4 separate regions of the Homo sapiens genome follow, and regions 1, 2 and 4 are each linked to region 3. The links are chromatin contacts, found by Hi-C or POLR2A ChIA-PET in ENCODE. All regions are on one chromosome and are shown on one strand. The core of a region is the stretch at or near the end of the contact, and the rest is flanking DNA. Distances in the headings are between cores, read along the strand shown. Region 1 has its middle 52 kb from the start of TIPARP-AS1. Region 2 has its middle 44 kb from the start of TIPARP. Region 3 has its middle 6.7 kb from the start of LINC00880. Region 4 overlaps LINC00886 (long intergenic non-protein coding RNA 886).

Region 1 (3,210 bases), core at 75-2,574, 400 kb after region 3:
AGCACTGCTTGCCACATACTCACATTCCTGCCGGGTCACTTGCCTGCCTGCCCAACTCCCTCTCTGGACGCTGATAATCCCCCAAACAGTGCCCTGTGACCACAAAGTGATGGGACTGATCTCCCAGAGCCAGATCTGGAACTCTGTCTTGTTACTTTTCAGTCACTCTAGGCATGTGATGCACTTTGAACATCTTAGAGGACAGAGAGGTCAAAAAGGTGTCCATTTTTACTTCAACTACTAAAACCTGTTAATCCTGATTAGAAGAGGGGGAGAGAAGGGAGTAAGGACAAGAAGAAAAAGAAGAAAAGGAATGAAGGCAGGAAGGGTTGGTGGACAGTTGGCTACTAGTCACAGATAAGCAAGAGGTCTGGCTCCTAATTTATATTAGCTTAAACCCAAAACATTTCCTCCTTTGCTAGGATGCTCTACCTTTCTTAAGATAAGCTTTACATTATTTCTGAGGGGAGGAGGGATAACAAGTTGATTTAAAAAGTTTTCCTTTAAACTGTGGAAACAAGAAGTCCTTAGCAATGCCACGTCTTGCCCTGACATTCTTCAAAGCTCTTTATGTTTTAGCCTCATGTTGAATTCACTTTTACAATTTTTGTTGCTATAATAACAACATGGCTTTCTTTCACTCCTTCAATTTTCAAGTTGCTTTATTCACTATAAATCATCTCATCAAAATATCTAGGTTTTTCCCATGTGAAGAAAAACATTGGGAAAAATGGGGGATAGAAATTTAACCATTAAATTCCACCTCTCCCCCAACTCTGTCAGCAGCCGCCAGGACCAAACACAGTGCATCTTCCATGCCCTACTTAGCACAACAGACACCACCATCTCAAATTATTTGCTGGGGGCAATTCAGGCTTCCACCTGAAGAACCTGGATAAGTGCCCACAGCCGCTGGCTGCCCATGGCCTCTCAGAAAATAAATGCCTTCCAGGGTAACTTTCTGTTCTTTCTGTGTGAATGAAACTCACCAGTCCCGGAAACTGTTTACACACATTTGGTAGGTCATTCCTCCCTTAAAGGGATGTGAATAAAAAGCCAGAGAAAAGGGCTCTTTCTCTCCCAAAGTTTGCTGATTGTCTCTCTCCTGGGCCACCTGACTCCCCTTAGCCTTGTGCCTTTGTACAGCTGGTGTTGACATCAGGTTAATTACACGGTCCTGTGTTTACACGTGGGTCTCCTGAAAGGCTAGCAGCAAGTTAGCTGTGCGGAGGCAAGTTGCAAAGCTCATTTCATTGACTTGCCCTTACGTCTGAAATGGACTTTTCCAATAGTGACTGGTGAATGATTCACAGGCATCCCTAGGAGACAAGCACATAGCATCATCCCTACTTTGTCAACAAAGAAATGGGCCAAAGTGGGAGCTGCTGGTCCAGGGGTGCACAACAAGTGTCTCAGCAACAGGGTCAAGTGCTACTCTTGAGGCTAGGCTCACATTCATCTGCTCCCACCCTGGGTGGCTCTACTGCCTCTGGACAACACATACTCTTGGGGTATCTTGCAAGCTTGACAGGGAGAAAACATTAATATACATATGAAAAATGAAGCACTGGTTGAGGGCTAGCCCCTTAGCTCTCTAAAGGCTCTAGCTCTGTATCAGAACGACTGTGGGCCAGCCTTTCGTGCCATATGCAAATGAAGCTTCTTGAAGGCAGGAAATGATGATGTTTTCTTGGCTGCTCTATCCCCAGGGCCTAGACCCATGCATGGCTCAGGTCAGTAGGGACTCAATAAGTACTAGATGAGTGATGAATGAACCTTGACTACATTATGTTAGCCACTGGGGATAACAGCTGGGCCTTGCCTTGTTGGTACCCCTGAGAACCCTGCACTCCTCTTACCCACCTCAGTGAGAAAGGACATTTAAAAAGGCTTGTGACTGACTGTCTCTGAAGAAATCACAGAAGATCTGATCATCTGTGATTTCTTCAGAGACAGTCAGTCACAAGCCTATTTATAGCCATTCATAGAATGGCCTCTATGCCACAGACAAAGTACAAATATATAGAGGTCAGATGATTTGTTCACACTCCCTCAGCTAGGACAAAATCTCAGATCTCCTGACTTGATACCCCACACTGGGTTTTAAAATACAGTTTTGCCTCAGGGTTAGGCTATAGCTATAGCCACGCTGGCTGTCCACAGGTCCTGGACTGAACAGTTATGCAGAAGATTTAGAAACTACAGAGAAAGCCCTATCCTTACCATTGTGCCCTCAGCCCTGGAAAACTGAGTCGACACACAGGTTGCTATGAGATATCATTTGAAGGGCAGACATTGTGAAGACTAAGCCAGTCTTGGCAAAATGAGCATTTGTAAGGGGCAACTCAATTAGAGGGTATTTTGTTTCAGAAACAATCTTGGTGGTTCATATGAGTGGGAATCTAACAGTGCTCCCCATTTCACATGCTAGGAAGTATGTGTTTCTCTCCTCCTCTTTCTTCAGGAAACTTAATTGTAGGAAAATTCTTATTTTCTGGATAGAAAATCCAAGGCAGGCAGATAGATATTTGACAACTTCCATGGAAATATATTGGGGAATCTTACTTATGGCAGAATTCTAGCATTACCTCTTTTCAGAGTCTTGTACATTTCTTAAATCCAAATGTGTAGCTCATTTTTCTGTGAAGGGTATTTTACAAAAGAGCTAGGGAAAATATACTAAGTGAAAAAGTATCAACCCTTTGGATCAACTTTGGTCCTTATATCTTAGAAATCAGGTGATTCAAACAAACCCCAAAATGCCTCTGGTCACTCCCAATTCTACATTGTCTTTTCTTCCAAGCTTTGGAGAGGGCAGCTGTTCAAGTGCCCAGGTCTAGAGGGGTCAGAACTTGGTACAGCCCTTAGAGTGAGGGTCCTGTGTGACAATCAGGCCCTTTTGCTAAGTGTTAAATATTAATATTTGGAAGTTTCTACTTGTAGAGCCTGAGCCTGAGAAGAAACCACTTGGCAGACTTGGAGTTCTCCTAAACCAAGTGCTGCTGGTTTGTCCTACACAGGATCACCCAGTCCCACCACATTCTTCCACAAAGTCAGAAGTTCACTTAGATGGCTGGGCTCACTGAGATTATAGCAGAAAACTCTATGAAAGGCTACTAAGAATAAATTTCCTGGAGGTGGTACGTCTGACTAGAAGAAGAACCTCATTTGTCAGAAGAACCTGACAAAGGAGGCTGTCTTTAGACAGTG
Region 2 (3,587 bases), core at 735-3,234, 500 kb after region 3:
TCACAGAGCCTGTGTACCATGATGTAATCCCCTCACTCATCTCATAGATGAGGGCTCTGAGACAGAGCATTTGGTTGCCTGGTTCAAGGTCAGGCTGCTGGTGTTAATAACAACCAACACTGCCTTCACACTTCACAGTGTACATTATTTCATGTGATTCTCCAGTAACCTGCAAAGCTGGTATTAAAGGATCATCCCCATTTTACAGAGGAAGAAAGGAGGCTTCCAAGCAGGCAAGTGAGTTGTTGCAGGTCTCACTGTTAATGAACGAACAAGAACTCATGTTCAGATTTCATAAGCCTCAGTCCTGCCATCTTTTCACTAAAAAATAAGGGTTCTGAGCCCAAGTAGGTGGTGGTGGATGGGGCTGGGTGAGGAGGACATTTCAAACCAAATTCCATGCGGTTCTGGCTCCCTATTGCTTGCTGTCACCTGAAAGAAATGAGTAGTATTCAAAGGCATACATCAACTTAATGTGAGGTTTACAAGCTTTATAATGATTGATTGGAATTTTTAAACAGACTTTTAATTATGAAAGTGTTCAGGTACACAAAGTAAGAACAATTAGAATAATCCTATTTGCCATAAAATTATTCTATTCCTTTTTGTCTTATTGGGGCAAGAATAATCCTGTTTACCCTAATAGAAAATCCTTATTTATCCAACATCCAGATTCAATAATGATCACAATTTTGCTACATTTGCTTTATCTGGCCCCCTTTATTATTTTTCTTTGCTGAAGTTCTTAAATTGAAGTATGTTAAAACAAGCCCCAGGCATTGTGTCATTTCTTCTCTTCATACCTCAAGATGCATCTTGTAGCAACACCCGACCTGTGTTTAAAGGAGTGTGACATTGCAGGCAGAGCCCCCTCCACCCACCCTATACCAGGAGCATAGCATATCTGCCTGGGTGCCCTGGCAGGCACCTGTGTGTTGTACTCTGGCACCAGGTGTGGGTTCTCAATCATCCTGGCTGGAAAACACATTTTTGGCTCCTTCTAAACCCTCTGACCATTCAGGTGTTGATTTAATTCAGTTCCAGCTTGTCAGTTGCTGCTGAGTGCCGCCTTGCCTGCTTTAATGACTGTCAGGAAAGGAGGTAGAGAAGCTGCCTCCAGGAGAGTTACTCAATTCCTGATTCACCAGTAGAACTGTAACTAATTCCCTCTCCATGGTAAGATGCAGGACATCTATTCCTGCTGCCATAGACCTGAGGGACAATCACAGATTGAGGAATCAGAGTGTCTAGCATCCATCGGGCAGAAAAGAGTGGTTATTATTTTTGGCAAGCACATGTGAAATATCTGCCTGATGCTGGGGTATTCACCAGTCACATTAAGATGAAAGGTGCTCTAATGCCACCTCTGCAGAAGTAGGGAGGGATGATGAGAGGAACCTCGTATATTTCACTTTGTTCAGGCTGTCCTCCCGCTACATACCACCAGCTGTTCCCATCAGTACTACATCTATAAAATCAAAAGCGAGAGCCCTAAAATCTGGAGTTAAACAGGTCTACAGCTTTTATCCTGGCCTTTGGCACTGCTTCAACCAAAGCCGTGTGTGGACTTCCCTTCGTCTGCCTGGCCAGCACCCCTACCTCTCTGCCAACCCTAGTGAGGCATTCTTAGGAGGCTCTAGAATGACAGTCCACAGAGATTCTTCAGCATTCATTGTGCTGACACACCATCCAACACAGGCTGGACACAGGAACCACAACTTTGGGTTAAGTTACCCACACTTCTATTTCTGGGATACTGCAGCATATATGTGTCCTAAAATGCTTTTGGAAAACAGGAGTAGCCAAGCTCAACACATTTTTACCAACACCTACTAGTTTCCACTTTTAATTCAAGTAACCAATACTTGATTATTTAGTAGCTACATGAGGACTGCAGCCCTGGATTCTGCCACCAACATGCTGATACCTGACACCTATTGACTCACCCAATTAAATTCTTCTCTCTCAGGATCACATTCCTGTTTTTATGTGGGTGAACAGGGACTGAGACAATCAGTGCTGTAGTTATTTTTCAGCTCAGAAGGAAATTGTTGTCATTTGACACCTAGATGCATAACCCAAATTGAAAATAAACTATATATTATCATTATTTATAGAGTATAGGCTATGTCTTTATGATGCAGGAACCACCACTAAAAAAATAATTCAGTTGGAACAATCAGTGAATTTTTGTAAAGGAATATTTGGCTGGGGTTACCACCATGTCATGACAAATGACTGGCACCACCTGTTACATCTACCTTATCTGAATCAGGGTAGAGGCTAGGAAGAGGCCAAATGAGGTGCCTAGGACACAAAATTAAAGAAGGCATCTACTCTCTGGACATGCAACTGTTGACCCTATGCTTGCACAACCCTGAGAGTGAGTGCCTCCTTAAATTTTGCACCCTGGGCTTTTTACTTGCCTCACCCTAGTCTCAGCCATGCTGTGGACTGGGGTCAGCTGAGGGCATACTAATCGCCTTGTTAAGTTACAGAGTCTCCCAGTCCCAATTTGAGAGATTCAAATTCAGTATATCTGGGGTGAGGTCCATGAATCATTTAAGATAAGCTTCCTCAGGTAATCCTGATAGGCAGCCAGGTTTAAGATCTACTGATGAAGTGTTTAGAATATCACAATTAGAAGATGACCTTCCCTGAAATTTAGTGTTACTAGCTCCATGTAAAAGTATTGGGTTCAGCTCTGAGTTTTCTCCATGTAAAAGGTACTTGGAAATTTGACTCTGTATAAAGATTTTGTTCAGCTGCAAGCAACATAAATTTCTACTAACAATGGCTTAAACAAGTAGGGTTTTTCTTATAACTAGAAGTCTGAGGGTAGGTTACTGCTAGTATTGGGCAGCATCGCTGTGATTTTCTTGGACTTTCCACAAGTGTGTTTTGCTCATGATCCCAAAATGGCAGCTGAGGCTTCAGGGACTACCTACCCCCAAGACTGTAAGGAAAGAAGAAGCAGAAGTGCATGATGTGTGTTCCCTTGTACCAAGAAAGCAAAAATTTTCCCAGAAACCACGTTTTCTCAGTAGAACTCTGCTGGGTGGCATTGGCTTGAACTGGGTCACACAGCCACCTGTTGTTGAAGGAAGGCTGGGAAATCAGGGAACAGGCTTATCATAATGGACTTAGACTAGTGCTACTCAAACTCTAGCAAGCATTGAAATCCCCTGGAGGGCTTGTTAAAACACTGATTGCTGGGCTCCACCCCCCAGAGATGCTGATTCAGTAGGCCTGGGTTTGGACCTAAGAATTTGTATTATTTAAATATCTCAGTTGATGCGGATGCTTCCGGACTTTAAAAAACACTTTGAGAGTCACTGACCTCCACCAATGGCTCTCAACCCTGGTGGTGCATTAAAAACATTTGGAGAGCATTTTTAAAGATACCGTTTCCTGGTCCCACCCCCAGATGTTCTGATTTAATTTGTTGGTGGAGTCCAGGCTTCCGTATAGTCAAAGCTCTCCAGGTGATTCTAATGGTAGCAGAACTGGAAACCACAGTTTTAGGCCAGTCATGATTTCTTATCTGGGACTATTATCAAGGTTCTATTAGCAAACAGAAGGAGAAG
Region 3 (3,330 bases), core at 31-2,530:
GGCTGTGGTGAGTGGAAGGTGAGATTGTGTCTGAGGAAGGAGATTGTAACGAGGAAACACGCAGTTATTGGTCACTTATTTTTCAACATGCAGGAGCTCTAATTTGCCTCCAGACAACCGGTTCTATCTCAGTAAAGAAAAAGATAGCTATTAAAGTGTTTTGTAATCTTGAGGGACCTGAAAAGATTTTAAAGAGCTGAGGAAGAGCGGCCAAGTGCTTTCTCACCTGTTCCTCATCCTGGCCCCATCATCTTGGGGACATATAGGACCTTTTAGGGGAGCCTCGGCAAGTGGCCACCGTCTGGCCTCGGGCAGGCCTCCCTGGCGCCGCCAGCAGCTGGGTAGTAGCCGGGAAGGGCGCCCTCAGTCCCACGCTCACCTTGGGTCTGGGCCCACATTAAGCACTTTTTTCTTCATGCGCCATTTCCTCCATCAAAAAGTATTAAAAATTATATTTTATGGATTTATTGATGAAAAGTAAAGGTATTCCAGTCTGGGTTAATTACTATATATTCATTATTATTAATTACTTTCATTATTTATTTTTCCTTACGATTTTAATAGCAAGGTAATTTCACAGCAATGAATGATGAGTCGCATTTTGGCCACAAGGGGGTAGCATGGGGTCACTAGATGCTCACGGGAAATTGGGTGGGGGGCGCCTGGTAAACAGTGGGAAAGACAGCAACAGCCACCACCTCTGACTCACAAAGGGCTCTTGCTTCTCACCGCGTTTCCTCAGAGAGTGTCGTGTTTGCTCCTCACCACATGAGACCCAGAAAGCCAGCGGGTGGGGCAGGAGTTATTGCCCCACTCAAGGGCCAGGAAAGGGAGGCTCCCCCTGGGAGGGTCAGTGTCATGCGGGGTCACACGGTGGCAGAGGCAGGCGAATTCCTGGCTCCTGCTGTAGTGCTCCTCCCTCGGAGCCCCAGACAACCCGGATACTCTAAGCAGATGGGACAGGGACCAAGAAGCAAAACCTCTCCTCATATTGTTGCCCAGCTCAGCCCTGCCATGAGCACCCCAAATCATCGCTGGAGAGCCCCGCAGACCCCAAAGCACTGCTCGACTTTCCACCTCTGGGCAGAAGAGACCCTACATTCCACGCGTGGGCCCTACCCCAGCCTCCCTCGGGGCCAAGCACGCCTTTGTTCGCTCTCTTCCTGACCACAGGCAGCACGAGCCTCTAGGTGGGAGAGACGAGACACTCGTTCCCCTCCCTTGGAAGCTGAGCAATCACATCAAAGGCATACAAAAGGCAATTCACTGTGCAAAGGGAACGGAAAGAAATAAGTGCTCTATGGGCTCTGAGCGCTCGGGAAGGAGGTACAGCAAAGAAGGAAAGGCCAGAAACAAAACCAAACAAAACACAAGGTATAAAATGATCCGATCTTGGGGAGGCGGTTTTCTACCTCCTGGGAGGAACACCCAGCGTGTTGCCTGGCTGAGTGTACTGGGCACATGAAGAACAATAGGCCTTTCTCTCCAGCAGCCGAGCACATGCCAGGAGAAAAGGAGCCCCTTCTTAGGAAGGCTAAGTCCGCGCAGGGGCAGGGCCAGTGTAGGAAGCTAGTTTATAACACAGATACTTGCATTGAGCCTCCTTCTGAAAAGGTGGGGGGCAGGGGGTGCATAAACCCATGTGAAAATAAAAAAAAGACTTTTCTTACTGGATGAGAGAAAAAAGATTGTTCAGTTTTTTAGGCGAAACATAAGATGCCAACTGACCCTGAAATAGATGTGTCAAAAGGCAACCTGGGGCGGTTTGTTCTTTTACAGGAAGCACCTTTGTGGCCCAGAAGGTGCCAAAAACATCCTGGGGATAAGCAGTCCTTAGCAAAGAGGGGCCAGGCCTGAGGTGGGGGAGGTGGCCTTACACGGAAGCCCTGGAGAAGTGAAACAGGTAGGTGGGGGCCCCTGGGTGCTTCGGGTGCTCCAGGGACAGAGGTGGCATCCACCCACTAAGCAGGGTCACTGGATAGGCAGGAATCCCTCCCCACTCACACGCAGAGTGACCCCAGTGCTGGTCTAGTTAGGCAGGCCCGACTGGAGGAGGAATGACAGGCCTGCCACACAGATGAGGAGTAGAGTCGCAGTTCATCGTTTCTGGCTCTCCTCCGTCCCACCCCTGACCCCTCCACGGGATTGGTGAGTGGAGGTGACAGTCTAGTCTAGATTGGGAAGAGAGAGACTGAGAAACCAGACCGAGAAAAGGAAGGGCGCCCTTGGCAGAATGCCTGGCATTCCTGAGGCTGTGGATTCTGTACCTTCCTGGGAGGAGGAGAGGCATGGCAGTCACAAGCCACGGCTATCCCCGGCAGAACCAGCCTGGCTGTGTTCAGGAACTCTGATAGAGGATGACTGACTTCAGAATTGAAGAGGGCTTTTAGGATGATCTGATCCTCTCCTGTTGGTACTAGAAGGGACTCTGGGGAAAACACAGTCAAACCCTGATGAGTCCCAAAGAGATGATGTGACTTGGTGAATGCTCCATTTCTGTCTGGTCAGAGGACAGAAGCAGGAAGCCCTGGTTTCCTGATTTATGGCTCAGAGCTCTTGCTGGTAGATGACACTACCTCAAAAATGGAAGGTAAAGGTAGCCTGGAGGAGTCCTGAGAGCTGGACCCATGGCGTTGAGGGGCAAAGTGAACCTTAATTTTAAAGTCAGACCAGAGACAGAGCTCAGCCATCCAAACAATGTGATTTATCAGAGTAGCTGGGGAAAAAAAAAACACAACCAGCCCGAGAAGTCACATGATAGGGAGGTTGGTGGGCAGGGCTTATGACATGGTGTCTCAGGTTCCTTTCATCTCCAGTGTTCTGAGACCTGCTCTTCTGAGAGTCTGAGGCTCCAGGGAGATCACAGGGAGTCGATGCTGACTCGAGAAGAGGGCTGTGAGAGCCTGGCCATGACTCAGTCCACTGGGGCTTCCCTGGACCACTCTGTTATCTCTGAGTTCGCAGCCACTTCTGTGATTCTGGCTGGCACAATTGCCCAAGGCCTTCAGTGGTGAGTCAGTAGAAAGGGACAGGATAACTCATTGCCCTGGTGGAGAGGCCTCTCACCCCAAGCCTCCCACCAGTGCCTTCCTCGTGCCTCTTTGTTCCTTGGAGAAAGCAAAGGGCTGCTTGCCTCACCCAGAGGTTTCCACAATTCAGCTGTCAGAGACTCCCTCTTGGCCCGGGGGTGGTGGAGGCCTGGCAGTGTGCATTAGAAGATCAGCTGGGGTTCTTGAGATAGCCAGATTTCTTCAAATGCTTATTTTGCCAAAAGATAAAAGGAGCAAAGGGCTTAGATTTGGAAGGGACTTTAGGGACAGCTAAGGCTAT
Region 4 (3,252 bases), core at 305-2,804, 380 kb after region 3:
GGGACTGAAAAAGGACTGCACTAATGAATTCTGTCACAGATGTGTTTCTTGTTCTCATTTTAGAATAAATGATATCCATATCAGATTATCTGGGTGATTAGCACAATGGCTTTGATTTAAAAATAGGAAGGCTACATGTTGACTGTTCCCTGATGCTGACTGCTATAGCCTATGTGCTCTATCCAACCCAGAAAGGGAGCCTCTCCTTCACCCAAACAGGCAGCTGTATCAGTGTTTGGGTGAAAAGGAAGATGGATTTCAGCTGCCCTAAAAAACAAAAGTTGAAGATGGCTTCTTCCCCTTCTCTCCCTCCTCCTCCTCCTCCTTCTTTTTCTTCTTCTTCCTCTTCCTCCTCCTCCTCCTCTACCCACCTCCGCTCCACTCCTCCTCCCCCACCTCCTCCTCTTCCTCCTCCTTCTGGAGGAGAGTCTGTCTTGAATCAAAAATGGGTTGGCCGGGCCAGTGGCTCACGCCTGTAATCCCAGCACTTTGGGAGGCCGAGGCAGGTGGAACACTTGAGGTCAGGAGTTCGAGACCAGCCTGGCCAACATGGTGAAACACTGTCTCTACTAAAAATACAAAAATTAGCCAGGCATGGTGGCAGGCGCCTGTAATCCCAACTACTCGGGAGGCTGAGGTGGGAGAATGGCTTGAATTCAGGAGGCAGAGGTTGCAGTGAGCCAAGATCCCACCACCACACTCCAGCCTGGGCAACACAGCAAGACTCCGTCAAAAAAAAAAAAGAGTTAACTGAATTACAACAGGAAACGTCTCCAGTACAGCCCAACTTGCTCCAGGTCCCAACAGGTGAAGCGAGCATCTCATCCCTGATTCCTTCAACTCTGGATTTAACAGGTAGCTACCCTAAGGTGCCCTGGCAAGGTGATCTGGACCTTGGGATTTCTGCTTTCAGGATTGCCTAAAGAAGAATTAACAGTTGCCAAAGGAAAAGCAGTAATCAGGAACCCTGTCTCTAAATGTAGCTAATTTCTATTTAATTGGCGAGTAACTACATTTAAAATAAACACGAGTTGGTAATCAAAAACAGGAGGTTAAAGGATAGGCAATTGTAGAAGCCAGAGAGAATTACTAGGGCAAAACAAAGCTGAGGGAAAGTGGAGAGACATGCTGCTTCAGAGAAAACATGGTCAGGAGAAGAGGAACTGTCGCTGCTGTGGGCCTCACAGATCTCATAAAGATTTATATCAGGTTTTATTTGTGTTTGTTAGTCATCAACGAAACTGATTTTAATCACCAACTGGTCTTTAATTATGAAGCATTCATTCCTTTATTACATAAAAATTAAAAACACATGTAAGCGGCACGTTTAAAACTATCAAACGGGTTGAGTTTGGCACATCCTTGTGCAACCCCAGAGAAAGAGGCAGAGATTGGACAGGTTTCTAGAAAACCCTTCAGCTCCCCAGGCATTTGCTGAACCCCTGGCTGCTGGCAGTATGGGCTTTCAGGCAACCGCGGCGACGGCTCCCCTCCAGGGGAAGAATGTGGAATCCGCAGAGCTGGGTTGAGGCACATCCGCTGCCAAACTGTCTCCAGCATTTGTAATCCCTGCTTTTCGGCACCACCCAAGATGTACTAATGCGCCTTGTGAAGACTCACTCCCGTGGCCTCTGGGGTTCGGCATTGAAAGAGAGGGTGGGAGAGGAAAGGAAAGAGAAGGGGAAAGGGTAAGAATGGCTTGAGTGAGATCCCTAAGCTGTGAGCAAGTTCTTCAAATTGAGTTTTCCTTTGAGGCAGACATTTTCCAGTTAAACTTTAAACTCAAAAGCTTGTCCTATTTATCTCCAAAATGCAGGCTATGTGTCTCCCTCCTAATTAGCATGAAATTATTTCTTGTTTTTCCTTCATTAGAAATTAGGATTTATTTTTTTAAAGATAAAATTTGTATTCCTGCTTAATTTTTAGACTCATTTGGAAGCAGTGCATTTTTATCAGAGGGACTGAAAAGCCTTTCGAGAATCAGTCAAGAAAAAGGAATGCGCATGAGAGTCATGGTGAGTAGCACTTCTCATCAAACTAGCTGCCCAGGGGTGTTAAAGTGCTTTCTAAAAAGGGAACTAACAGGGCTGCTCACCATTTACTGTTTTCTAAGAGCCTAGCTAAATTAATCATAGCACACACTAGCCCCGTAAGGTAAAATGATTCCTGGTTGTTTTGAAAGCAATCAGCGATCCACAAAGAGGGAGGTAATGTCTCCCAGAACCAAGATTAAAACTCCGACGTTGAGGGAATCTCCACTCCCTTCCTGTCATCAAAGGCCAGCTTGTTTGTATCCAAGCAGGGTCCTGGGTGAGCCAAGCTCTGTTAAAGTGGCCACAGGAATGAGAGGCCACCACACAAGTGAGGATGCTGGGGACAGTCCATCTTCTGGGGCTGTGTGAATGCAAGCTTAGTGGTGGGGGCTGTCACATTTTAAGTGGACAGGTGTGAGTCCCAGGCCTCCTGCTCGGAGACTCAAACCCAGCTGAGGCTTGCCCAGGAGGGTCTGGCTTCATCCTGGGCCACCCACACACTGGCAGGCCTGTGCACATGGAGGCCAGTTCCCTTCCTGCATTAGCCATGCATGGATTCCTACTCACATCTGTACAGCCAGAGCAAAAGCCTGTAATTTCCATAGAATCCAGTTCTTTGAGTCAGAACTCCAGATAAGTGTTTGTTTTATTTTTCTTTACAGGTCACATCATGTGATTGTAGGGAAAGCCTAGGCTATCATGGAGGGAAGAGATTGGATAAATTATTTGAAAAGCAAGCCTGTGAATTGCTGTGGAGGAACAATAGCCTGTCTCTTATCTGGAGCCTTTCCAAGGAAAAGCAAAGGGGACCCTAGAAGGCTTCCTGGGAGACAGTTTAATTCTGAAAACAAAGCAGTACTTCACCTCTTGTGTGTTGGGTAGAGCTGTAAAACAGAACACAGTCAAAATAGTCATTAGGGCCACATCAATGTCTGCCCAAAGTCAGGCGAGCATTCCCAGGAAGGTGGGGGGCTGTGGCAGTTGCACACATCAACCTCCTTTCTCCATTGTCACACAGCAGAAGAGCGTGTTCCATTCTACTAAAGTTGGGGCGGGGGGAGTTGAATAATTTATTGACTGAAAACTGGGGGCCTGAGTTAGATGGTAAAAAAGTTTAGAGTGCTGTTTTTTGTTTTTTAAGTTATGTTTGTTTTATATATTGAAGTGCTTAAAATGTATTTTAAAAATTCAAAACATCCCAGAAATTCAGCAACTTGAG

What was found. Hi-C counts contacts between places; a loop is a spot of excess contacts on that map. ChIA-PET counts read pairs that join two places held with the same protein, here RNA polymerase II (POLR2A). Pooled maps may share reads with other maps.
Region 1: a loop to region 3 is called in a pooled map, with 2.2 times the contacts of the local background. The contact joins two enhancer-like sites. A Hi-C loop is called at or near these places in 2 of 50 pooled maps. POLR2A ChIA-PET finds 5 or more read pairs at or near these places in 3 of 52 experiments (activated CD4-positive, alpha-beta T cell, activated T-cell and activated naive CD4-positive, alpha-beta T cell).
Region 2: a map of PC-9 shows a loop between it and region 3 (5-fold over the local background). The contact joins two enhancer-like sites. A Hi-C loop is called at or near these places in 2 of 168 maps with a recorded cell type or tissue (A673 and PC-9) and 4 of 50 pooled maps. POLR2A ChIA-PET finds 5 or more read pairs at or near these places in 1 of 52 experiments (GM10248).
Region 4: a loop to region 3 is called in a map of mammary epithelial cell, with 12 times the contacts of the local background. The contact joins two enhancer-like sites. A Hi-C loop is called at or near these places in 1 of 168 maps with a recorded cell type or tissue (mammary epithelial cell) and 5 of 50 pooled maps. POLR2A ChIA-PET finds 5 or more read pairs at or near these places in 1 of 52 experiments (naive thymus-derived CD4-positive, alpha-beta T cell).

Annotation. Positions count from the first base shown.
Region 1 is chr3:156,726,490-156,729,699 of GRCh38, reverse strand. No RefSeq gene overlaps it. Among named protein-coding and RNA genes, the nearest start is that of TIPARP-AS1, 52 kb to the right of the region's middle. Within about 2 kb of position 1,324, at least 3 of the 41 ENCODE cell types and tissues checked have a DNase peak (open chromatin) inside an H3K27ac peak, as active enhancers do.
Region 2 is chr3:156,628,973-156,632,559 of GRCh38, reverse strand. No RefSeq gene overlaps it. Among named protein-coding and RNA genes, the nearest start is that of TIPARP, 44 kb to the left of the region's middle. Within about 2 kb of position 1,984, at least 5 of the 41 ENCODE cell types and tissues checked have a DNase peak (open chromatin) inside an H3K27ac peak, as active enhancers do; they include PC-9, where a contact is called at or near this core.
Region 3 is chr3:157,128,086-157,131,415 of GRCh38, reverse strand. No RefSeq gene overlaps it. Among named protein-coding and RNA genes, the nearest start is that of LINC00880, 6.7 kb to the right of the region's middle. RefSeq lists enhancers at 2,789-2,998, 2,048-3,247. Within about 2 kb of position 1,280, at least 32 of the 41 ENCODE cell types and tissues checked have a DNase peak (open chromatin) inside an H3K27ac peak, as active enhancers do; they include PC-9 and mammary epithelial cell, where a contact is called at or near this core.
Region 4 is chr3:156,749,858-156,753,109 of GRCh38, reverse strand. It overlaps LINC00886 (long intergenic non-protein coding RNA 886), which reads left to right. Exons shown (of 3, transcript NR_038387.1): 2 at 1,927-2,015; 3 at 2,696-3,252. Among named protein-coding and RNA genes, the nearest start is that of LINC00886, 66 kb to the left of the region's middle. RefSeq lists an enhancer at 1,505-2,258. Within about 2 kb of position 1,554, at least 7 of the 41 ENCODE cell types and tissues checked have a DNase peak (open chromatin) inside an H3K27ac peak, as active enhancers do; they include mammary epithelial cell, where a contact is called at or near this core.